2 separate regions of the Mus musculus genome follow, and region 2 is linked to region 1. A link is a loop called in an ENCODE intact Hi-C map of the cell type or tissue named here. Cell type or tissue: gastrocnemius. All regions are shown on one strand. Links, peaks and the distances in the headings refer to the core of each region. The heading gives the core; the rest is flanking DNA.

Evidence for each region. Peaks named below come from ENCODE experiments on the same cell type or tissue, not always from the same donor. Only the 100,000 strongest peaks of a DNase experiment are listed, where the experiment ranks them.
Region 2: a loop joins it to region 1, with 2.0 times the contacts of the local background. A loop is called at or near these places in 2 of 42 quality-filtered maps.

What each region holds. Positions count from the first base shown.
Region 1 is chr17:45,809,816-45,821,582 of GRCm38, reverse strand. The region is part of intron 1 of Gm46607 (a long non-coding RNA gene); the gene reads right to left. Among named protein-coding and RNA genes, the nearest start is that of Gm35692, 13 kb to the left of the region's middle. In gastrocnemius, for the core only: CTCF peaks have their summits at 5,601, 6,474 (motif pointing right) and 7,247; DNase peaks (open chromatin) are centred at 4,837, 5,575, 6,089 and 8,851; H3K4me3 peaks cover 608 bases; H3K27ac peaks cover 6,147 bases.
Region 2 is chr17:46,116,719-46,128,485 of GRCm38, reverse strand. It overlaps Mrps18a (mitochondrial ribosomal protein S18A), which reads right to left. Exons shown (of 6, transcript NM_026768.3): 2 at 10,515-10,546; 3 at 5,655-5,762; 4 at 3,073-3,196; 5 at 2,774-2,843. It also overlaps a transcript of Rsph9 not described here. Among named protein-coding and RNA genes, the nearest start is that of Mrps18a, 12 kb to the right of the region's middle. In gastrocnemius, for the core only: a CTCF peak has its summit at 3,969; no DNase peak of the experiment used is centred there; H3K4me3 peaks cover 973 bases; H3K27ac peaks cover 6,850 bases.

The DNA.
Region 1 (11,767 bases), core at 2,085-10,084:
TCTCCAGTTGGCGGCGCTGTTTGGGGGCGGTGTAGGGGGTGTGGCCTTGCTGGAGGAGGTGTGTCACTTGGGGCGGGCTTTGAGGTTTCAAAGCCTCCGTGACTTCTCTCTTAGCTCCAGGCTTCCAGTTTAAAGAGGCAAGCCTTCAACTTCAATGGCCATGGCTCTAGTCTGCCTTGGTGGAGTCTTAATCCCCTGGAACCGTAATCCAACATGAACTCTTCCATAAAGTGCTCCGGTCCTGGCGTTTTATCTCAGCAGCGAGAACTAATCAGTACACAGAGCTACGCATCTTGATGAGCCAAACACGGGCCTCTGCTCTCCCTGCAAAAATCTCCAAGGGCTAAGCAGAGGTTTAAGCATGCATTCTTCTAGATATTTCTTGCTTTTATTTTTGAGATTATAAAAACAATTACATCATCGCCCCCTTCCCTTTCCTCCCTCCAAATACTATGTCCTCAGCATCTCTGGGCTGCCTGGGTAAGGATGCTTTGTGTAAGGATGGGGCCTGTGGCTTTCCCCATCGACTTTGCCTATTGAAGCTGCCCTATTCAGCTCCCGTGTAGGCTGTCATGTTTGTGAGACTTTATGGCTGTAGCCTCTGACAAGGCTATGCCTGCAATGTTCCCGGAGCCTTAGGTGCAGGAGTTGTTTTGTAGATGTTTCCACTGGGACTGAGCTCCACAGCTCTGCATTTTGATTGATTGATTGATTTTGATTGATTGCTCTTTAGAATAACAGTGTAGGGATCAGTTAGAGGCGATCAGTTTTGTTGTTGTTGTTGTTGTTGGAGTTTTTTGTTTGTTTTGTTTTGTAATAGTCTCAGTTGCAAAGAGTTTTTCTCCTGAGCAGTGAGGACTACACTGGTATCTGGTGATCTGGAGCTAGGAGCCCCTGATGGGAGAGAACAGTCAACATTTGTCTTTCAGGGTCTCACTCAATATGATCTTTGCTAGAGCCATCCATTTACTGCCTAGACCCTGGGCAAGTGTGGGGCAAGCGGACCGTGGACCAGACGGAAGAACTGGTAAGGTTGAAGCAGGTTGAAAAACCCCGGTAAATCTCATGATTGAAAACAGCAGGCAGTGGAACCAGCTCCCCGTCAGGTTCTACCAATCCTGGAACAAGTGACCATGACACCCCACTGAGAGGACCATGGCAACTGGTCACATAGCCTAAAAACCTGGAGTTTTCCACGCTAATGAGGAATCTAGACAGGCCCCGAGTGTTTAGCCAATGAGCTTCCCTTCCTGGGCATCCCTTCCCGCAAAACCTATTTAATACCTGGTTCACCCTGAGTAAGACTAGGCATTCACATCTGCCATAAAAATAAAGCAGTTTGGACAAGAAAGGACCAAGCTGCACCTAAATCTTCGGAGAAGGCCTCTCTTCTAGCCCCTCCAGACTTTTGGCACTTGCTCGGAGTCAAACCAGATTCCACCCTAGTTCTGGGCTCAGCCATCCCCTTCCTGCCTGGCGTGTAGGGGGATGTAGACCCTCGGACCACCGTCTCAACTCCTCAAGGTCTGCAGCCGTGTCTGGGTACACAGGAGATGGAAAACCACAGTATCCATCCCAGCCACCACTGTTACTCGGGGCGGGGGGGAGGGGGAAGGGGTCACAGGCTGAGACACCCCCCCCAATCTTGAACTGCATTCTCCGTTCCCTGAGGAGAATGCATGTGGTGTGCCGGCATCCCAGCATCAAAGCAAACACGCAGCCTGACAGAGAAGAAAACAGGACATTCTTTTTGTAAGATTTTATTTTCATTATTTTTAAATTCTGTGTGTATGTGTACACACACACACACACACACACACACACACACACACCACATGAATCCAGGTGTCCTACAGGGCTAGAGGCATCGGATCTCATGGAGCTGGAATTACAGGAGGTTGTGAGATGGCCACTGTAGGAGCTGAGGACAGAACCCAGGTCCTCTAGAAGAGCAGTGCTCCTAACCACTGAGCTATGGCTCCAGCCCTAAGATCCAAGCAGTCTTGGTAATTCTGTGCAGCAGAAATCAACCTGCCATGGTCTGCTCAGAAATTCACCCCATCTCCTCCTGGACCGGACAGAAATCTGTAAGACATTTGGAGTGGGTTGATGTGGGGCAGGTGACCATTACCCGCCCTCTGCCACGAAGCTCGATAGCTATGAGACTGACTGAAAGTGAAAGAGCTACCTGGACTCTGATTGGGCGTGCTCACACTGGGCAACCTGAGGACAAGCCCTGCCCCCTCTGCAAATTATTGAGGACAGGCTGTGACTCCATCATCGCCCTTCTACCGTCCTCTTGACCTCCCTACAAACCTGCAGGCCAGTCCTGCCCCGTCCAGGTTAGCCTGGTTCAGCTTTCAACATGTCTACCACCAGCTAAAGTTAAATGACAGACACTCTCCCAAACCCTGTCTTGACATAGGTTCTTCCTGCTCACCCCCAAAAGGGGGGCTGTGGTGTGCATGAACAAGAAGGAAGCTAGCAGAACCCCTTCCTAACTGGTTCCTACACTGTCGCCTGGGGGCCCCTGACTATCCCAGGATTCTGCCAAAGAGCATGGAAGTCAGGGAGCCTGCTCCTGCCTTGCGTCTTTGACCAAGAGTAGAGAGGTGACCCCCAGGAAGTGGAGCTCCCAGGCCCAAGTGACCATCCATGCCTGGCTGCAAGAGCAACGTCTCAGAAGCCTGCTGAGTGCCACCCCAGCCCTTCTTGCACGCCACAGAATGTCCTTCCCTCTCCTCATCCTAGGAGGGTAGGGGTCCTCCTGAGGCTTCTCACAGCCTCTGCTGTCCACCATGGTCCCTCAGAGTCCCACTGCTCTCCTATGTAGAGACTTTGCCTACCCAAGGGGAAGAGGAAAGAGACTGGGACCTACCCTAAACCCTATTTATCCCTTCTTAGTGGCAGTCCAGGGGAAAACTCGGAGAGTGGATGATGAGCTGTGTGTTAGAGGATAATAGAAAGTGGTTTCATTCAACGTGAGAATACCACGATAGTTTAGTAAAAGGCTCAGTTTGCATTCGGGTGTGTGTGTGTGTGTGTGTGTGTGTGTGTGTGTGTGTGTGTGTGTGTGTAAGCCAGAGGCTCACATCAAGTGTTTTCCCCTGTCTCTCACTGAACCTGGGGCCCATCACTTAGGCCAGACTGGCTGCCTGTGAGCCCCAGAGATCCTCCTGTCTCTGCATCCCCGCACTGCCTCTCCCCTGCCAGCCTCCTGTCTCTGCATCCCCGCACTGCCTCTCCCCTGCCAGCCTCCTGTCTCTGCATCCCCGCACTGCCTCTCCCCTGCCAGCCTCCTGTCTCTGCATCCCCGCACTGCCTCTCCCCTGCCAGCCTCCTGTCTCTGCATCCCCGCACTGCCTCTCCCCTGCCAGCCTCCTGTCTCTGCATCCCCACACTGCCTCTCCCCCGCCAGCTTTTGACTCGGGTGCTGGGGAAGCATAGATCAGGTCCTGATGCTTTTACAAGCAAGTACCTACTGAGCTGTCTCCCTGGACCACTGTGTATGCAGAGATGCATTCTGGAGTGATTGGGGTGACCGGTCACGGTGTCATAACATTGCATATGTGTGTGCATATGTTTGTATGTGCTCAGAACCCCCACAGCAAATAAAATCCAGCAAAATGTTCATTATTCTATCTCAGTGGTAAATACCTGCAGGTTCACAACACTACTCTTATCTGTTTGAAAGTTGGGTTTTTCTTCTAGTAAGAAAAAAGTATTTAAGAAAAAGGGAAAGGTATTGTTCTGACCTGGGCTTGGATACACCGTCTCCTCTGTATCCCTGCTGTGTGATGTTCGGCAAAGATTCGTTTGGTAAGGTTCATTGAAGCTGAAACCCATGAATGGATGGTGAGAGCTGGCAGAGTTTCTCGCAGGTATCAAGCACTCAGCAATGGCTGCTGTGTGTTAAAGGAGTCATAGGGGGGAGCTGGATGCATTGCGGGGGGGGGGGGGCATCCTTCCCAGCCTGCGTACTTCAGCCTTTTCTACCCTCAGTAAAGAGAGGCTAATATTGCTTGGATTCGGGCTGGGTAGACGACTCAGTCAGTCAAGTGCTCGCTAGGCAAGCATCAGGACTTGAGTTTGGATCCCTGCTCAGATGAAAAGCTGGACACAGTAATAAATGCCTCTCATCCCAGCACTGGAGAGGCAGAGGCAGAGGGACCCATGGGGCCTGCTTGATAGCCGGAGTCTCTGAATCACTGAGCTCCAGGTTCAATGAGACCCTCTTCATAACAACAGGCCACTGAAGAAGAAATCCATTGTCAGACTCTGGCCTCCACTCACACATACACAAATATAAATGTCTATACACACACAAACTCCAAATGCATGTATATACTCATGCACAACTACTACACAGGTGGGCAAACATGATCATATATTCACACACATATGCAACATACATACAAACTCCAAAGATGTGTGTATACACATACAACACACACACACACACACACACACACACACACACACACTGCTCGGGTCAACAGCCCAAGCCCCTTGAGTTGTGTTGGATGCTGAAGAGAAGAGAATGTGGGGTACTTCTTAATGCAGGACACTAATTCCTACAAGAAGCCCCCAATTCTGTAGCCAGTCCAGAATCTGAACAATTTCCATAAGCCACATCAAGATACCAGCTTTGAGGAAAGTCAGGCTTGAAGGTCAATCCCTCAACGCCTCCCATGGTGGTGCAGGGTAGGAAGGAGGGAGTGCCCCATGCCGAGACATGGGTAGTAAGGGGAGAAGGCCAGCCTTCCCTATTTTGGGAGGTAGGAAGCAGCAGGTGGCTGGCTGGTGCTGGGACATGTGAACCCTCCCATCAGGGGCCATGTGGCCAGCAGCAGGGCAGCCTGGCACTGCCAGGTACAGCCAGGCTCCAGTGAACCCACTGGCCATGTGGAGAAGATCTGGTTTCCCAGCCATACACAAGTCACAGCACGGATGGTGAAAAGCCACCTGACTCTACCCTGTTCCCACTGCCTCCCTTACTCCCCCCTCCAAAAAAATAAAAAAAACCCTCTTCAGGTAAGCAGGCTGCAGACCTGGAAGTTAAAAAGTCCCCCGAACCTCTCCAGTTCAAGTATTGGAGCTATAACCCTACCATTCCAGGGCTTCTTAAACAGAGATTCTACCTAAGGACGTCTGAAGGGAAGTCAGCTCTACATCCAAAAACAAAAAAAAAAAAAAAAAGGAATTTGACTTGACCATGGTGAACTAGGTGCTACAGGTGGCTGGTGACAGCCCATGGTGACAGTCCCCGTAGGAACCTGGTTATTTTGGGCTGAGCATCAGAAGCAGGAGACTTCCCGGATGAAAATAGCCTTCCCTGGGTGTCATTCCCAAGACATATTCTGTTCCCAGTGGCCTGCTTGTCACAGGGTACTGTTTGCCTGCTCCTCCCAGGCAGGGTGAGCATGGCCAGGACATCCTTCCAGCCAGGAGAGGGGGGCACAGGGGGCAGCAGAACCTTGTTTCCTAATCAGGACCTTGCAGGAACACAGCACTGGTCTCCAGGGCCACAGAAAGCTGTGCACCATTTGCCAAACTCCTCCTTCTCCAGCTCTGCAAAGCCCTCTGGCTCCACCTGCCTCCCCAGTGTGTGGTCAGTCATTTCTTGTGGTCTGGGGCTCCCCCTAAGACTCAACGTTCCCAGGGGATAGGCCCTGTGTGTTCTTCAAACTGGCAATCTCTGAGGCCAGGCAGGCCCTGTCTTTCTCAGGCTAGAGCCGACTGATGTCAGACAGTGTCTCCCTCAGACCAGGTCTCTCTGAGGACAGCACTCAGGGTTAGAGATCTCCCAGATGGGGTTGTGTCCCACTTAATCTGGGCTCCTTCAGGGCAGGACCGGGCCTCTCTTGCTTTCTGGCACAGTCTAGAGACAGTTTACCAGGGTTCCTGGTCATCCGTCTCTAGCTCTCTAGGGCTAAGAAGTTTTGACACTTGGAAGGTTCCGCCTCCATCACTTCAGGGCATCTGTCTGACTCCTCAGACTCCCCTTGGTCGTGAGGAAACGGTGGTTCCTGCCTTCCGACCAGTGTGAGACTTAAATGAGATAATATGAACAAGAGTCTTGGCAAGGTGCCCAGCTGAGAGGGCAATTAAAAGGTAAAGAAAGAACTGGAGTCTTGAGGGGCGTTTGTCAGTTAGACAGAACCCCAGGCCATATGACCCTAGAGTCTAGGACCAAGACTGGCCCTGGAAGGCCACAGAGTGACCCAGGTCACTGTCCAGGCTAGGGATCCTCTTAAGATCCCAGTCTGCAGCTGTCTAGAGGCACGGTTCAGGCAACACTGTAGCAAGACTCATTCCTGCTCCATGTCTTCTTTGCCACACTCTAGCTTGTAGTTGGGGGCTCCTTCCGGGCAGAGCCAGGCTCTAGCTTGCAGCACCCACCTTGAGCTCCCAGCTCCAGTCACCCCCACGATGCTCTGAGTCTCTCCCTGCCTCTCCTACCACTAGGTGGAAGAGCCCAGATTCTTTGTACAAGTGACATTCGCATGGTGTGACACCTCTGGACCGGACAGAGGACCCCGGACCAGGACCAGACAACATAAATATATCTGGGGAGTTTACATTGTCGGGGGGGGGGCGGTTTGTCGTGCTCATCACTCTGCAAGCTCTGCCCCTGTTTATTCCCTGAGAGTTCACGGCCGGGGCACCACCGCTGGAGGGAGGTGGAGGGAATCTTTGGGTGGCTGCAGCTGCAGGGACATCAGTGAGCTGGGGGAGCCTGGGAAAGCCTGAGCGCACGTAGGCCACACCCTCCCACCTCCTCCAGCTGCAGCGGCCCTGCTCCAGATGATGCTGTTTGCAGGAGAGAGTCCCGGGATGGACTTGTGGGTGGAGGCCTTTTGGCCATCTTCCCCTCTGACCTCAGCCCCACCCAGTTCCAGGACACCCTCTCAGGTCCGGCTAAGTGGATTCTGGCTTGGGCTTAATCTTTACTAGCTGCTCCTGTAACTTGCCCGGGGCTCAATTCTGGGCTTGCAGCAGCTCCCACCACTCCGATTCTTTCACCCACTCTGAGAAGCAGGCTAAGCCAGGACTGTCTTAGTCTGCCGGGAAGGGTGGGAACCCAAAGGCTATTCTGGCTGTCCATAGTTCAGGGTCGACCAGCCAGTGGTAATAGCCTCTTGGGGGCCGGCACAGGACCCACCAAGCAGAGAGAGAAACTGAGACAGGGCATTCAAAGATGAGCAGATGAGGCAGTTGCTCACAGGTGCTCGGCTGTCGAGGTTAGGATTCATGCTGAGCTCTAGATGGCTGTCTTCTCTGCTTGGCCCTTTCTACCCAGAACCTGACTCTTACCTAGTGTGCAAGGACACCTTCCCAGAGCAGATAGGAGACACCTGCCTTCTCCACAGACTTTCATGTGAGATGAGAACATGGTCATTAGTTTCAATTTTCACTGGAAGGGCAAAGTCTCATGCCAAACAGGCAAGAGGGGAAAACCAATAATAACACCAGGCTACGGAGCTGCCTGGAGGCCAGCGAGCAAAGCTGTCCCTCTGTCCCTTCTGAGTCCTGAAGTCCCCCATCTCAGGAGCCCCTCACTGTGCCTCGAGGGCACATGGTGTCCTATGACAAAGAGACAGGGTGACTTGTCTAAGGTCATACCGCCAATGGCAGAACCTGTCCTGTGTGTGGGCAAGGAAAAGAGATTGAAAGCTGGGTGTGGTGGCTGAGGCAGATGGATCTCAGTGAGTTTGAGGGCAGCCTGGTCTATAGAGTGAGTTCCAGGCTAGCCAGAGCTACATAGTGATACATTTTCTAAAAAAAACAAGTTAGTGAAATAGAACTGGAAACATGGCTCAGTGATTAAGAGCGAACACTTGTTGCTCTTACAGAGGACCTCTGGTTTGATTCCCAGCATCCACATGGTGGCTCACAACCATCCATCACTTCAGTCCCAGAGGTTCCAAGTCCCTCTTCTGGCCTTCATGGGCACCAGGCATGCAAGTGCTGCACAGACTTACATTCAAACAAAACACTCATATATATAAAATAAAACAAATAAACTTCCAAAAATTTTAAAATAAATAAGTAGAGGGTGATTTTTGAATACTAGTTTTAACTATGAGTGTGTGAGTGTGAGCATGTGTGTGCACACACACATAACCACAGCCACTGGTGGGGACACTTGAAGCTGGGTCACATGTTTCATGGGCCAATGAAAGAAACGGTATGAGATTCACAGCTGGACTGGAAGGAAGCAGGACTATATAAACCATTCCCAATGGTGCAGAATCACATGACAGGCCTCATTTCACATGACCTTGGCCATAGCAACTGTGGGCTGGTGTTCGTGGAGTAGCAACGTGGAGTAGCTGCAGTTGTCTCAGCCATATGGATATGGTAGACAGAGGTGGGAGGTGCTGGTGACAGTACTGTGTGGGGTTAATGGTGGAGGTGTTGGAGACAGCCACAGTAGTGACACAGATGAGAAAGGTGACTGAGCCAGATATGAACCCTTTCCCTGGCAGCCCCTCACAGTTGCTCACGTCTAGCCCTTGCAAGCTAACTGTGGCTGAGCCCTTTTACCAAATGTGACATCAAGCCACAAAGAAGTCAAGTCCTGCTTGTTCAAGGTCACAAAGGCAGGAAGAGCCAGACGATCAACTTGCCTCAGTTCTCTGGCCCCAGTGCCTGTCAGCTGCCTGCCCTTGCAGAGCAAGGTGCCAGGACAATGTCCCGATGCCCTGAGTAGGTGGGCCAGGACAGGCCATGCACTCTCACACAGCAGGCTCCAGTCTGGGCAGGGAGGAGGCACAGAGCCACATGACAGAGAAAATAGCCCCGATGCCGGCCCCACAACCCACATGCAGTGTGACCTTCTCTGGGTGGCAGCCAAGGTGGATGCCAGCTGCCAGGTGACAGCAAGCCCGTCGGCCAGTTGGTGGAGCCTGGCAAGAGCCCTACACACCAAAGAGGTGAAGTCAGGAGTGGAAATAATCCTGGAACCAGAGGAAAGCTTGCTTTCCTGGAAAGTTCTTCTCCAATTGGCTATGGCAGGGACTTCTGCACAGGCCTTTCCAGTCAGAAGCACGGTTATTAATAACCCCAAACCTGCCTCTGTCCCCACCCTTGGGAGAAGGCAGAGTTTTCAGGGCCTCCTCCCTGCCCCGGGCAGTAAGTCCCACTGGTGGAAGGATAGGGAGCCCATAGGATCTGAGCTCTCTCTATATAGAGAAGGCGTACAGCCTTAGACTTCATTCCTTTTGAAGTCCCCCAAATGCTCTCCAATTCAGCCACAGATCGGGGGCTCAGAGGGAATAGAAGACAGGGGTGGGTGGCCTCCATGCAGGTACACCGGTGTGCAAGCATGCACGGATGCTTGGGTGGTGGCTGAGGTGCAGATGTGGGCCCCCGAGCAAGGTTATGGGGTGATTGATGGTAGAGTCCTGGGGACCCCTGAGGCTGCCTGGGGACCCACGGGGTGGCTGTATAAGCTGCATATTTCAGTTGCTATTCCTGTGCCCTTGTGAGCCTGGATGATGCGTGGGCGGTTACTGTGAGGGTGATGAGGCCGTGCCAGCACCTCTGCTGCCAGAGCCTAAATATTCCATGTCCCCACCCTACCTGCTGGACTGACCTCATTAAGCCCATGCCTCCACGTTAGGAGGGTAGGGCTGGGTACAAGTGACAATTCCTTAGTCCAAGTGCAGAGTCCCTAGGGCAGGAGGGAGAGTCCTGGAAGCAGGGGACACGGAGCTTAATATAATCAGAGGGCTGGCTAGGAAAATCTCCCGTTACACCTGTCACCTCAGGCCCCATCATATGACACAGCTCGAGGTAGTGAAGCCAGCGAGGCAGGGTACACCCACTCCTGGACAGAGCTGAGCCACCCCGCACTCTGATCCTCCCCATGTCCTCAAATGGAGCCCCTGTCTCAGCTGTTCCTCCTGGAAAAGAGCAGGGTCCAAAGAACTCACAAGCAATGTGGCTCTACCAGGGCCCGGCCAGGAAGGAGGATGCCTACCCCCTCCACCCCACTACCCCGAGATCCCAGAAACGCCAATGCAGAGACAATGACCTTCCATCCAGACCCCCGTCCACTACCTCCTCACCTCTGGTCCTAGAACCACAAGGACTATCCTAGACTGTGATAGACCATGTCAGGGGCCCTGTGTTCAGCCTAGGGTGGGATGGAACAGGGGTAGCCATGTCAGCAGCCCCCTCCCAGCTACTGCAGGAAATTAGTGAAGATACCGGCTCCTCCTGCAGCAAAATCCCTAAACCTACATGAAGGGAAGAGGTCACCTTGTCCTTGGGATCCTTGAGGGGACTGTGTCAGGTCCCTTCTGTTGAGTTTCCTGTGTGGCCTTGCGGGTTTCACTCAGCTCCTCGGGGGCTCAATTTGATTGTAACGAAGCCTGCACCCCTCAAAGCTACCAGCTGTGTGTCATATCACAAAATCTATAAGATTGGAGGTTATTTGTTTTTGAGAGAGGGGTTTTATGTAACCTAAGCTAGCTCTAACTCAATACGTAGCTGAGGACGACCTTGAATTCGAAGCGATTCGCCTGCCTCTGCCCCACAAGGGTTGGGATTACAGGTGGTGCTGCACAAACCCAATTTGTGCATTGGTGGGGATCAAACGCAGGGCTTCAGGCTTGCTAGGCAAGAACTCTCCCAGTTACATACCCAGCTCAGTAAATATTTTCTTTTTTACCAGTTGGGGTTTGATTTTTCCTGTTCTCTTCAGAACTGATGAGGTTGGTCTTTTTGTATGTGTATGTGTGTGTACTTTTGGGTAGAGGTAGCATTTTTTTTTAATTATTATTTGTGCATGTATGAGGAAGTGTTGGCACACACACGCTGCAATTGTCGTCAGAGGGCAGTCTTCAGGAGTCTGTTCTCTACTCCCACTGTTAGACTTCAGGATGGCCAGCTTGTACAGCAAAGGCTTTTACCCAGTGAGCCATCTTGCTGGAGTTGTGTACACCTATGTGTGTATGTAAGTCAGCCAACTCTCCGCTCGAGCGGAGTTTTCTCCTATATTCACGAAAAGATAACCAAGGCCCAGTGTTCCTAGACCAAGCCTTCAACCGTGATGTCACCAGAAAACACCTCCCAATAGCTTCTGGGTCAACCATTTCCTGGGTATCAAATTGCACAACTCAGTGGATTTTTACAGATGGATATGTCAGCTTCCCTATCAAGGTCAAACAGGGTGTTTCCGGCCCTCCTGGAGACTCTATCAAGCCTCTATGTGTCTTTGAACTCAAATTAAAAGAACCGTAGGGTGTTTGTCCCTGCGTCAGCTCTTCCTGACTCTCCCTCTTCCCTTTTCATGGCTGGGTAGTGTTCCCTTGGGTTAATCTACCACCATTTCTGGATCTATTTCATGTCAGCCCATCCTTTTAAGAGAGTGGCCCTGGCTAAGAATTCTAGGAAAGAAGAAGATTAAAATCACTGGGCTAGTTGATCTCAGTCGTTGACTTTATTGGATTAAGACGGACCAAGGAGATTATTAAAATCCTCTCCTAGGTGTATCTCTGAGAGCATTTCCAGAAAGGATTGGCTAAAGACTGAAGGAGGTGCCGCAATGTGGGCAGTGCCACCCCACAGCCTAAAGGCCCGGGTGTGGTTTAAAGGGAGGCAAGGGGCTGGCTAGTTTGAGCATTTTCCTTCTCTGTCAAGGCCACCAGAGGCGCTGTTCTGTCCTGTCATGCCTTCCCCTCTGTGATGGACAGGAACCCCAGAAACCATGAACGGAATAAATTTCCCCACTCTCAGCTGGTTTCCTGGGATATTT
Region 2 (11,767 bases), core at 1-8,000, 310 kb before region 1:
GGTTGCCTGCTGGGGCAGGAAGAGCCGGACACTGCCCCCTGGGGCTGTGCTGCCTCCCTCACCAGTTTTCCTTTCTCAAAAGGCAAAGCATTTTTGGGGGAGGGGACTGCTGTTTTGTAAACAGATGGGCTGGGCTCTTGCGGCTACAAGTGTGTGTACTCAGGGCTGAGGTGGAGTCTGGCAGCCCAGGCCCATCCCCTTGACCTTTAAGAGTTGTCAGTGTACATCCACACTGCAGGAGGAAGGCAGAGAAGAATCCTGCTTGTCACGCAGGTCTCTGGCCTGACGCTGGAGACAGGAATGTGACAGAAGGCTGGAGAAGGCCTGCACTCATCCCACTTGGCTCCTTTAGATCTCCTAGCCTCCAGGGGACTTCCCAGGGCACCTCAATCGTTGCAGGACCCCATCCCTCACCCCATAGGAAGCAAGGGATGAACACAGCAGTGCTGTGTTCCAGCAGGTTTCTGTAAGTAGGAGGGGCCAGGGAAAGATGGCGGCCACCCATGGCCCTCTGGCCTCCTCTGGGGATAGCCTAGGCTCTGACTGTTCCTGGAAGAGTGGGTCATAGCACCAAGACTGGGGTTTACTCTGTTCATAATGAAACCTGGCTCCTGATCAGGAAGGCCCATCCTTCATACTCAAGAGTTCAACCACAAAGGCCAGGTCCTCCTGTGTTCTATGTGAGGTTGAGGCTTGCCCTGGCTGCCTCTAGAGGCCCTCAAGTTTTACTTTAAAAACTAGTATTCCTGGCAGAAATTAAAATTTTTTTTTTGGCTGACATCTTCTGGCTGACAGAGGGTTGCTGATTCACGCCTTTCTATCATGGTTCTTTGGAGCTTGAGCTGTGAGCCTCATGCAGAGGGAAAGCTGCGGGAGGTCCGTCCTGCATCTGACCTGGGCAGAGGTGTGTGCTGGGCACAGGAGGTAGGAAGATGAGGCCTTCCCTAGTTGGCTGGACCCACGAACACTGCACTGGGGTACCCCCTGCACAGGGGCTGCTGTTTCTATGGTCAGTTGTTTTAAGACAACAGGTTAGCCCAGCATAAGTTCCGTCACCTCCAGCTAGCCCCTTCACTGGCCTCTCCTAGCCCTCAGAGGGAGAGGTGAAGATGGGGTTCATATACAGGCCCATGGTATAGGTGTTCATCAGGACTCAGGGACTTGAGAAGAGCCCGACTGCGCAGCGTCTCCAGAGCTTTCCTCCTCAGCTCTCCTTCAGTGAGCCTTGGCTGCATCTGTGCCACATGGAGCAGCTAGCTAACTGGTGTAGGCTGGGGGCATTCAACCAGCTCTCTGCGGGCACCTTGGCTCTAGTGAGAACTCAGGCTTTCCTAAACCAGCCCCTTCCTACCTCTCCTGAGCTGGGCCTGGCCTGGACACCTGTGTGCTAAGCACAGGAGAGGAGAGGGGATACTATCCCCTCTGCTGGAGAAGACAATGCTGTACCAGGGTGCTGAGGACACAGAGGAGTGAGCAGGGCCCCTGAGTGCAGCCAGGGACCTTTGGGCATAATCACAGCGTACAGAGATCAGTACCTCCTGAGCCAGGCCTTCCCTTCCCCCAGGATGGCCTTTTGCAACTCAAGAGCCCCCACACATCATCAATCCTGTGTCACACTAACGGACACCGGATGTAAGGGAGGGAGCCTGGCCTGGCTTCAAAGGCCCGAGGGCAGGATGGATTGTGGCCTCCGGCTTGCTGCTGTCTCTTAAAAAGCCAGGGCTGGGGGTGGGCTCAACCCCAAACGGACCAGAGCATGCCCTACTCCTTGGGGCTGCTGGCAGATAGCCTAGCCCAGTTCAGCTTGGGCTCAGTATCTAGGGATGAGGGAGGCAAGGCACAAAGACACAAGCCTATATTACCCTATCCTACACTCTCTGCTTAGCAACCGGGTCTGCCAGCCTCCACCTAGGCTGTGGCAAGGATCTCTGCACAGGTCTGTTGGAGCTGGGGAGTCTTGCTCTGCCTCAGTCTTCCTGCAGAGTGTCTCTTCCTCACTATCACCAGAGGCAGCTTGACACACTGGAGGTCAGGGGCATAAGAACCGCAAAATCAATTCTAAAGACCCAGCTCTTTGCTGAACAGGGGGCTATTATAGATCTAACTGCCTGTGAGGCCTATGTCAGGGAGAGGGAAACCTGCAACAGGACAGCTGTCTGAGTTAGGTGAGAATCTGCTCTCACTGGAGGGGCCTGCCTAGCCTGCTGGAGCTGGAGGCCCGACTTGAATCTGTCCTCCTAAGGCCTCAGGATAACTCGGTGACATAGCAGTTATGTGGGCTGTTAACTGCATGACTGCAAGGGGCATTGGTGACTGACTATGCAGGCTGCTTTGATGCAATGCTGTGTATGTCACCCTATCCCAGACAGTCCTCCCATGGCTAAGGCCTTGCTCTGCCCTGTAATGACCCCAGTGCTGGAGAGCTGGGACATCTAAGTTTGTAGAAATGCTCTGACTTCCCCATAGCAGCCAGTGCAGTGTGATATCATCAACAGGGATTGACACAGTCTAAGGCCCACCAGCAGCTTCCTTGCCCCTGTGTCAAGGCCCTCTAGGACAGAAGGAGAAGGGAGCTGGGCCAGGACGGTGGCAAACATCATACAGTACAGCCATGCAGGAAAGGTTCAGGTGTGTGGTGGCTGGGAATGGCGCAGCCAAGCAACACTCCAGCTCTCTCGGGCTGCTGTGAGACCCATGGGACAAGCTCCCCTAGAACGCAATGAGATCCATAGGCCCTGAAAAGCTTGGGTTAACTGTAGGCATGACTTCTTACCGGTTGAGCTTGGGTTTATCCTTTGGTAAGCATCCTTCTGGAAGCTGTGGTCTGTGATTTGGTAACAGACCTGTGTGGAAGGAAGAACACATGAGGGGTCAGTCTTCACAGCTCTGAAAGGGCCAGGGGTAAAGACCATGGGAGTGGGGAGGAGGGTGTGTGTGGAGTGTGGGGCGTATTTGTGTGTGTGGCTGTGTGTGCGCACAAGTGAATGCGCTCACCCCCTCTCTAGCTGTGACAGCTGGCTGGGAAGAGGAACTGGAGTCCCCACCACCCCTCTGAGTCTTGGGTACTGTGACCTGCTCGATGAGCCATCTTCACGCACTCCTCGATTTTTCGGTGTTCTTCCCGGCACAAGCCTGTGACCCGCCGGGGCAGCATGCCTCCATAAGGCCGGATGAACTGACTGAGCAACAACACATCCTAGTGGAAACCGAGGATAGGAATGTGGGTCAGCTGGGCTTGCTTGCATGCTGGGAACCTGGACCACAGGCTCCGTGGGCTCCACAGGGCTCCCAGTGCTGTCCCCAAAATGTTCTGACAGCATCAGATGAGACCAGAAACGCTGTAGTGAGCGTTTTACCACCAGTCTTTCTTGGTAGTAAGATGCCTGGTGGCCATTCTCTGCTGAGATGGGATATGTAAAGTCTTTCCATGAGAGGAATGCCTGCTTTATCTCAGTCCCATGATGGAGATGGTGCAGGTGGAGTGCAGAGACAGCTGTTCCTGCTCAGGTGCTAGAGCGGGGAGGGAGGGAGCCAGATGTGAGGTTCAGTCCATGTCTCCTAAGTCCTGTTATCCTGCAGGGAAGGGGTCCTTAGGCTTCCCTGTAGCACCCCACACCTAACAAACTATGTGGGATAAGTCTAGCAAAAAGGACAAACTCTCTTTTCCACCACAAATGGCTCAAAGGGTTAATACTTGCCCTTGCCAGGGCCCAATGTCAGCCTCCGCAATCGCTGTCTGTTTGGTAGTCTGCTGTCCTCGCTGCTGTTGCTGTACAACTGCAAATCTGTTTTAATCACTAAACAGCTCTTGGGGAGCCGAGCCCGGAACTCTCAGCCCTACACTCATCAGAAGCAGGTAACAAGACTTGCACTAAGCCACAGCTAACAGGCTAGCTTGTACCCTCAGACTCTGTACTGCAGGCTGCCAAGCCAGCCAACAGTTGCACACAGCCTGGGCCAACAGTGCTCCTAGTGGAAAGGGGAAAAGGGAAAACAACTTTAGCCTTTACCTCGGAAAGAATTAGATTTCTTCTCCTGGAAAAACAGAGTCAACTCAATTTCCTGGAAACGGCCAGTAGCAGAGTGCCCGGTGTCTGGGCAGGTGTGGGCATAGGCTCCCTCCCCATTTGCAGCTGAGATTACCGCATGCCTGTGTATTCACTGACATCCATGGGAAGAAGCTCTGGTCTCAGGCTTCTGCGGCACGCTCTCGGCACTTGAGAGGGCCCAGGGCAGGGGAGCGTCTGGGGGTGGACTGAAGCCAGGGCTCCCCGCCCAGGAGATTAGTTGGGTCACTCTGTTCTCTGTCCAGATCTTCCTGGTCTTATCACCTGACCAGGATCTTTGCCCTTAGTCATCCTGGACCTTAAAGGGGGAACTGGGACAACACAGGTCAAACTGGCCCAGAGCCTGAATCACCTGAAACCCCAAAATAGAGTGTTCATGTCACCAGTGAGCACTCTCGAGAACAAGTGTGGGGTGTCCAGGGCCAGGTCTTATCTACTGCATGGTAGCAGTTAGCACATGGACTCTACCGGGCACCTCCGACTTGAAGCCCAGCTCTGATACTTAGTGCTGGGTGACTGCAGCACATTCATTAACTTCTTCATACTTGAGAGTCCCTCATTGCAAAGCAAGGAAGAGGAAGTCTCTCCTTCATGAGGTTAATCAGAAGTCTAAGGGCCAGTAAATGGCTCAGCCAGTAAATGTCCTTGCCGCCATGCCTGACTGTCTAAGTTCCATCCTCACTCACACACACAGGAAGGAGAGAACTGAACCCCCATGCCTGTGCCACGGCATCTGTGCCCTCACATGGACACACACTCCTCAGAGAGAGGGGGGTGGGACGGCTGGTGAGAACTGAGTGGTGTGGAGTCTGGAGCTCCACTGTGGAGACTAGAGTGTGTCTGCAGATCACACTGTGAACCACCTCATTACCTAAAGGGAGGAGAGCCAAACTCAGACCTGATTCCATCCCCATGAGAACTACCCGTACCATTCCAAACAAGGCTACAGATGCAGTCAGTGGCTTCCAGCCCCATAGCCCCATAGCCAGTGAGGACTGCTGATTGGGTCTGTCTGAGGCCAAGTGGTTTTTCTCTCTGTGTAGATGCAAGTCGCATGCTTCTCACTACCCTGGGGGACAAAGGGACACGGGCTACTCTAGAACTGGAGTTCTGGGTGGTTGTGAGCTGTCATGTGGGAGGCTAGAAACTGAATTAAAGTCCTTTGTAAGAGAAACAAATACTCTTAATTGGTAAGCCATCACTCCAGCACCATATTTTATGCATACAGGTGTTTTGGCTGCATGTATGTGTGAGCACCGTGTACATGCGACACCTGTGGAGTCCAGAAAAGGGTAATGGATTCTTTGGAACTTGATCTATACAGCGCTTACCCACACTTGTTCAGAACTGAAACCTTGTCCTCTGGAAGAGCAGCCAGTGCACTTAACCACTGAGCCATCTCTCCAGCCCTCAGCCCAGTATTTCTTCAAGCTACCACATGACCAGGGTTGACAGCTACTGGACAAAGTGCTGCCTCTGATAGCCTTGTAGAATGCAGCTGTCACTATATATAGGGAGGACAGTGCTCAAGGTAAGAGGCTCTAGACCCCAAAGCATGCAGGGGATGGTCTTTACAGCCACACTTACCTCATAGGTATATTTGTGCTTCAGGTTCCAGCGGCAGATGGGGCACTGGCCTGAGGGGTTAGGGGGATCTGGAGTCGCCTTGGGAGTTTCTGTGATTCGGCCTTCAATCTAAGAAGCAGGGAAAAAAAGTCCAGTGTGAGAGCCAGGGTCAGACATCAGATGTGCAGGTCTGCAACTCTGAGCACACCCTGCATGAATGCCAGTCAGGCTTACTTCTGGGGGTCTCATGGCAGCAACGAACAGGGCTGCTTGCACGGTGGAGATTTTCTGTATCTACTATATGCTGGGCCTTGGCCATAGAGATGTGATTTGGTGGCCAGACAGGTGAAGAATACATGTAATCCCAGCACCAGGTGGTAGAGGCAAGAAAACTGTTCAAGGCTAGCCTGGGCTACACGGTATTAGGTTCCAAGTCAGGAGAGGTTATACAGTAAGAATCTTGCTTCAAACCAGACAAAACAGCAATGACAACACAGACAGACATAGAAGCTGGTAACTAGGAGAGTAGTCTTGGCCTTCCTGATGCTGCGACCCTTTAATACAGTTCCTCAGGTTGTGGTGACCCCCAGCCATAACATTATTTCCATTGCTACTTCATGACTGTAACTTTGCTACTATTCTGCATCACAGTGTAAATATCTGTGTTTCCTGATGGTCTTCTGGGGGTGGAGACCCACAGGTTGAGAACTGCTGAACTACAAGAACGGTTTGCTGTTTCTGCTGGATCCTGTCTTCCTTCCTCAACAAGCCACAATAAAATATCTGAACCCTAGGCTTCTCCTGCCTCTGGGAAAAGAGACAGATGCATGTGGTTAAAAGTTCCAAATGGGGGCCGGAGAGACATCTCAGCAGTTGTGAGTATGTCCTGCTCTTGTACAGGACAGGGCCTTGGTTTCCCAGCATCCAGTTCCAGAGGAATCTGATGCTCTCTTTTGGCCTCTAAAAACATGCATATGTACACGTACAGACAGCTAGTTACACACATATGAAAAACATGCATATGTACACATACAGACAGCTAGATACACACATATGAAAAACATGCATATGTACACATACAGACAGCTAGTTACACACATATGAAGAACATGCATATGTACACATACAGACAGCTAGTTATACACATATGAAAAACATGCATATGTACACATACAGACAGCTAGTTACACACATATGAAGAACATGCATATGTACACATACAGCTAGTTACACACATATGAAGAACATGCATATGTACACATACAGACAGCTAGTTACACACATATGAAGAACATGCATATGTACACATACAGACAGCTAGTTACACACATATGAAAAACATGCATATGTACACATACAGACAGCTAGTTACACACATATGAAGAACATGCATATGTACACATACAGACAGCTAGATACACACATATGAAGAACATGCATATGTACACATACAGACAGCTAGTTACACACATATGAAGAACATGCATATGTATACATACAGACAGCTAGTTACACACATATGAAGAACATGCATATGTACACATACAGACAGCTAGTTACACACATATGAAGAACATGCATATGTACACATACAGACAGCTAGTTACACACATATGAAGAACATGCATATGTACACATACAGACAGCTAGTTACACACATATGAAGAACATGCATATGTACACATACAGACAGCTAGTTACACACATATGAAGAACATGCATATGTACACATACAGACAGCTAGTTACACACATATGAAGAACATGCATATGTACACATACAGACAGCTAGTTACACACATATGAAGAACATGCATATGTACACATACAGACAGCTAGATACACACATATGAAGAACATGCATATGTACACATACAGACAGCTAGTTACACACATATGAAGAACATGCATATGTACACATACAGACAGCTAGATACACACAATATGAAGAACATGCATATGTATACATACAGACAGCTAGTTACACACATATGAAGAACATGCATATGTACACATACAGACAGCTAGTTACACACATATGAAAAACATGCATATGTACACGTACAGACAGCTAGTTACACACATATGAAAAAAGTTCCAAATGGCATAGAGATAGATGTACTATTCAAATAAAACGTCCGCCATTCTGTGCATTATCTGCAGAGAGCACTGTTTCCAGCTTCATGGAAAAGAACAAAGTCTACGCTAGAGGCCCTATGTGTGCCCCACACTCCTTCTGGCCATGTCTGGGGACATTTGTGACTGCACAATTGAAGAAGGGGTATTATGGACATCTAGCAAGGATACACAGGGAAGCCCTCACAACAAAGAACACCAGCCAACTCTGCAGCTGAGAAACCCCGAGAACAGCAAGATCAGCAGGCGTCTGTGTGCACTGCCACGTCCTTCTTCCTCTGCAAACACAGAAAACTGCAGCAGACAAACACAATACATGCCCTCCTCTAAAAACAACCAGGTGCTCACTAGATAGCCTTGGCTGGCTTGGAACTCAGAATGTAGAGTAGGCTGGCCTCATACTTGGAGTAAGTTCTGGGACTGTAATTCTCTTCACTTGTATCATTTTGGAGAACACCTTTTAAATACTCTGCAGAGGCCACATGTGACATGACCTTCCCAACATGGATATAACCTGTGACCTAGCCTTGGAATGGCTACGTGCCCTAAAGCAATGATCTGGGAGTCAGCTTCAGCTGCAGGGGACCTTAGCAGGCCTCTCTGATGCTGAGCCTGAGAGCATAGTGGGATGGATCTGAGAGGCACTGGGACAAAAGTAATCTTGTACTGGGGCTGGGACTGGCCAAGAGACAGAGGCTAGAAGTTCTGCTCAGTTATTTCAGGCACCAATACCCACCCCCGCTTCTACTACGGCAACTCTAAACACGTCAGAGAGAAGCTGTGGGCCAGGGAAAATCTGAAGGTGCATGGGAGGCCTTGGGAGGGGCCCTGAGGGCCGCAGGAGAGAGCTAACATTCACTGGTTCACTGTTGCTCACCTCGTGCTGTGCTAAGAATGGCTCGCATATACCAGTCGATTTAACTCCCACAACTACGTGCAGCAGGCATCGGATCTTATTTTGGAGGACACACACCCACAGTCAGCCACAGTAGCACCTGACCAAGGCATGCATGGGTTTACCCCAGAGCCACAGTGTCTCCATATGCCTTCTATTAACAGCAGATCCGTGCCTCACATGAAAAAACCTCTTTACACTTACAAGCCAATGTGAACAGCACCGATAGCTGGGGAGTAAGCCTTCAATTCTGAATGCCTAACAGAGAGATGCTGTTATGGGAGATGAACTAGTTAGTTCTCAAGAGTCTGAAGATGGCAGCTGAGAGAGCCAAACATGGTCTGCCAGGGTCTTCAAGGGAAAGCAGAAACAGCCAACAGACGAACAGGCATCCTAATGAGCTAAAGAAAGGCTGGACCCAGGAAGCATTTGAAATAGTAGGGGATGCAGTGGGTAGGTGGAGATGCGGTAGGTAGGGGGAGATGTGGGTAGTGGGAGATGCGGTGGGTAGGGGGAGATGTGGTGGTTAGGAGAGGATGCGGTGGGTAGGGGGACGCTCTCTTTAGCATTGAGCACTCTGTACCCAGAAAAGCAGAAGCAATATGCTACTTCAAAAGTCTGATATCAGCTGGTGTGATGGCATACGCTTTTACTCCCAGCATTCAGGAGGCAGACACAGGCCGATCTCTGTGAGTTTGAGGACAGCCTGGTCTACACAGACCGAGAGACCCTATCTTAAAAAACAAAAACAAAACAGGCTGATGTCACTCTTTTCTCCAGCATTGAGTTTATCGGGTAAATGCTTGTTTTAGCTTTTTTTGTCATTTGAAACAGGGTCTCACGGAGGCAAGGCTTGCCTGGATTTCACTATAAAGCAGAGGATGGCCTTGAACTCTGTACTTTCTAAGTACAGGGATTACTGATATGCACAATCATGCCCAGATTGCTCTAGGTTTTTTTTTTTTTCTCTAGGTTTTAATCAGAGAATAGAAAAGTGCCTTAAGGACATGAAGTCCCCTAAACATTAAGAACTGGGCGATGCTAGCCAGCGGAAGGGCCAGGGAGGTATTCTGGGAGAAGAATGACTGGCTTTCCCCGGGGATAAGGCTGTCTTAGGGTAGACTATATTTGGCTGCCTGCCAGAGAGGTTAAGCCCCTGGCCCACATGGAAGTTCTCCAGCCTTCTGGGAGCTCTGTGAGGTGGCTGAGAATTTCTTGGAGGGATAGAAGGCCATGTGAAAACAAGGTTGTCTTTTAAGGATTATAGGATAATCTAGGCCCCATGACTGACTCCCAAGGGAGGTGAGATGGGCTCAGTGAGGGAAAGGGGGGTATGGGAGGAAGAATCGTTCCAGCTTTCTTACCAAGAGACAAGCCAGGGTGCCAGCTAGTAAGATTGGGGGCCAGGGCCTGCCACCTCTTAACGCATCACTTAAGGGTACGAAGTCATCCCAGACAGAAGGCAAGGATCAGAAGGGCAGGCCCCTGGCCCTGGGCCAACTAACTCTGGCTCCGTGGGCCTGCAATGCCGCCTTAATTTCCCCTTTGGGAAACTGATTTATCACCTGCCAGAGAACATATTAGTAAAGGCCTCTGAGACTTTGTCATACAAAGGTCACTTTAATCAAGTGACAGATACCTCAGCAGCACAGGCCCAGTGACTGTTCCTGATTAAAACACTACGGCACACAGCCCAAGAAATAGTAGACTTCAAGGATTTATGGTCTCAGAGGGAGCAGATCCTGGAGCCAGGAGTCCACGTTGGGCCCCTGTCCATCCATCCCTCAGAGGAGCAGCCAGGCGGCTCCGAACGTTAAGGAGGTCGTGAGTGGCCAATGCAGCGATACTTACTACAGTCGTCTTCCCTTCTTGGATCTTCACCACTACAGAGATAAAGGGGAAAAATTAGGTCAGCCATTTAATAAGGAACAGGGAGTTTCAAATAACAGCTCAAATTCTACACAGGCAGAGGAGAGGAGCCTTCAGTCTGCACTCTCCCACGGTTCCTGCCTGGGACAGAAAGCAAGCAGGGTTGACCCCTAAGTGCCAGGGCTCTATGCCCTTGAGGCTGACTGCAGGCCAGCCTGAGATGCTCAGGCTGCAGCACCTCTGTAGGAGTGAGGGGCTCCAGGCTGCAGCACCTCTGTGGGAGTGAGGGGCTCCAGGCTGCAGCACCTCTGTGGGAGTGAGGGGCTCCAGGCTGTTTTTTTTGTTTTGTTTTGTTTTGTTTTGTTTTTTGCCTTTGGAAGCTGAGACTCATCTTGATTTTGACCAGAAGAGTTGGCAAACTGAATAGCTGTGGCAGGAAAATCGCTGTATGTTTGAGGGCAGCCTGGGCTACAAAAGTAAACCAGAAAGCTTTTGGAGCAGCAGGCCTGAAAGTCAGAAGTGCCCTTTCACATGTCCCCTGCAGAGTGAACCAGCCCAAAGTGGTTTCTATAATCTAAAACACAGCACTGTGTCTCAATGGTGGTTTATCAGTGAGACAAATCCACTCCCCAAAACATATCCTGAGAATCCTGTGCCAAGGCTGCATGAAACTGGCCACAAGGGAAATACTCTCTGCTCCATCCCTCTTCTCTCTGCCTGCAGGGCTAGATTCTGTTACCATACCAGAGAACGGGGATAGAACAGGTAGCAAGCAGAAGCCTGCAGACAGTAGGCTCAAGGGCCTGGGGCAACCCAGGGCTTACTGATGCCTGAGGCAGGCAAGAGAGAAGTGGAAGCAAGACCATCAGCTGCACACATCTGTCAGGCTACACACACTTCTCATCTCACCTAACTAGGCCACTGAATGACAAGGCCGATGGTTATCAGAGGTGCCAACTCACACACAGCAACTGTTCTTGGAGCGTCTCCCATACTCCTGTCTTATTTAGAAAGAAAGAAAGAGCCACAGCTGCTATCAAGAAACTGGTACACAGCAAAGGATCAATAAGTGCTATGTTTAAGGAATGAAATAATTGTCACTGTCTCCTTTTAACTATCAGCTGCTACAATAGCAAGCTTAAGCTCACATCATCTGCACACTGCCTCTCTAGATACTCAAACCCCAGTTAAACAGTAGTTTGGCTACCACAGTTTGGTTTTACTTAGCTCCTACC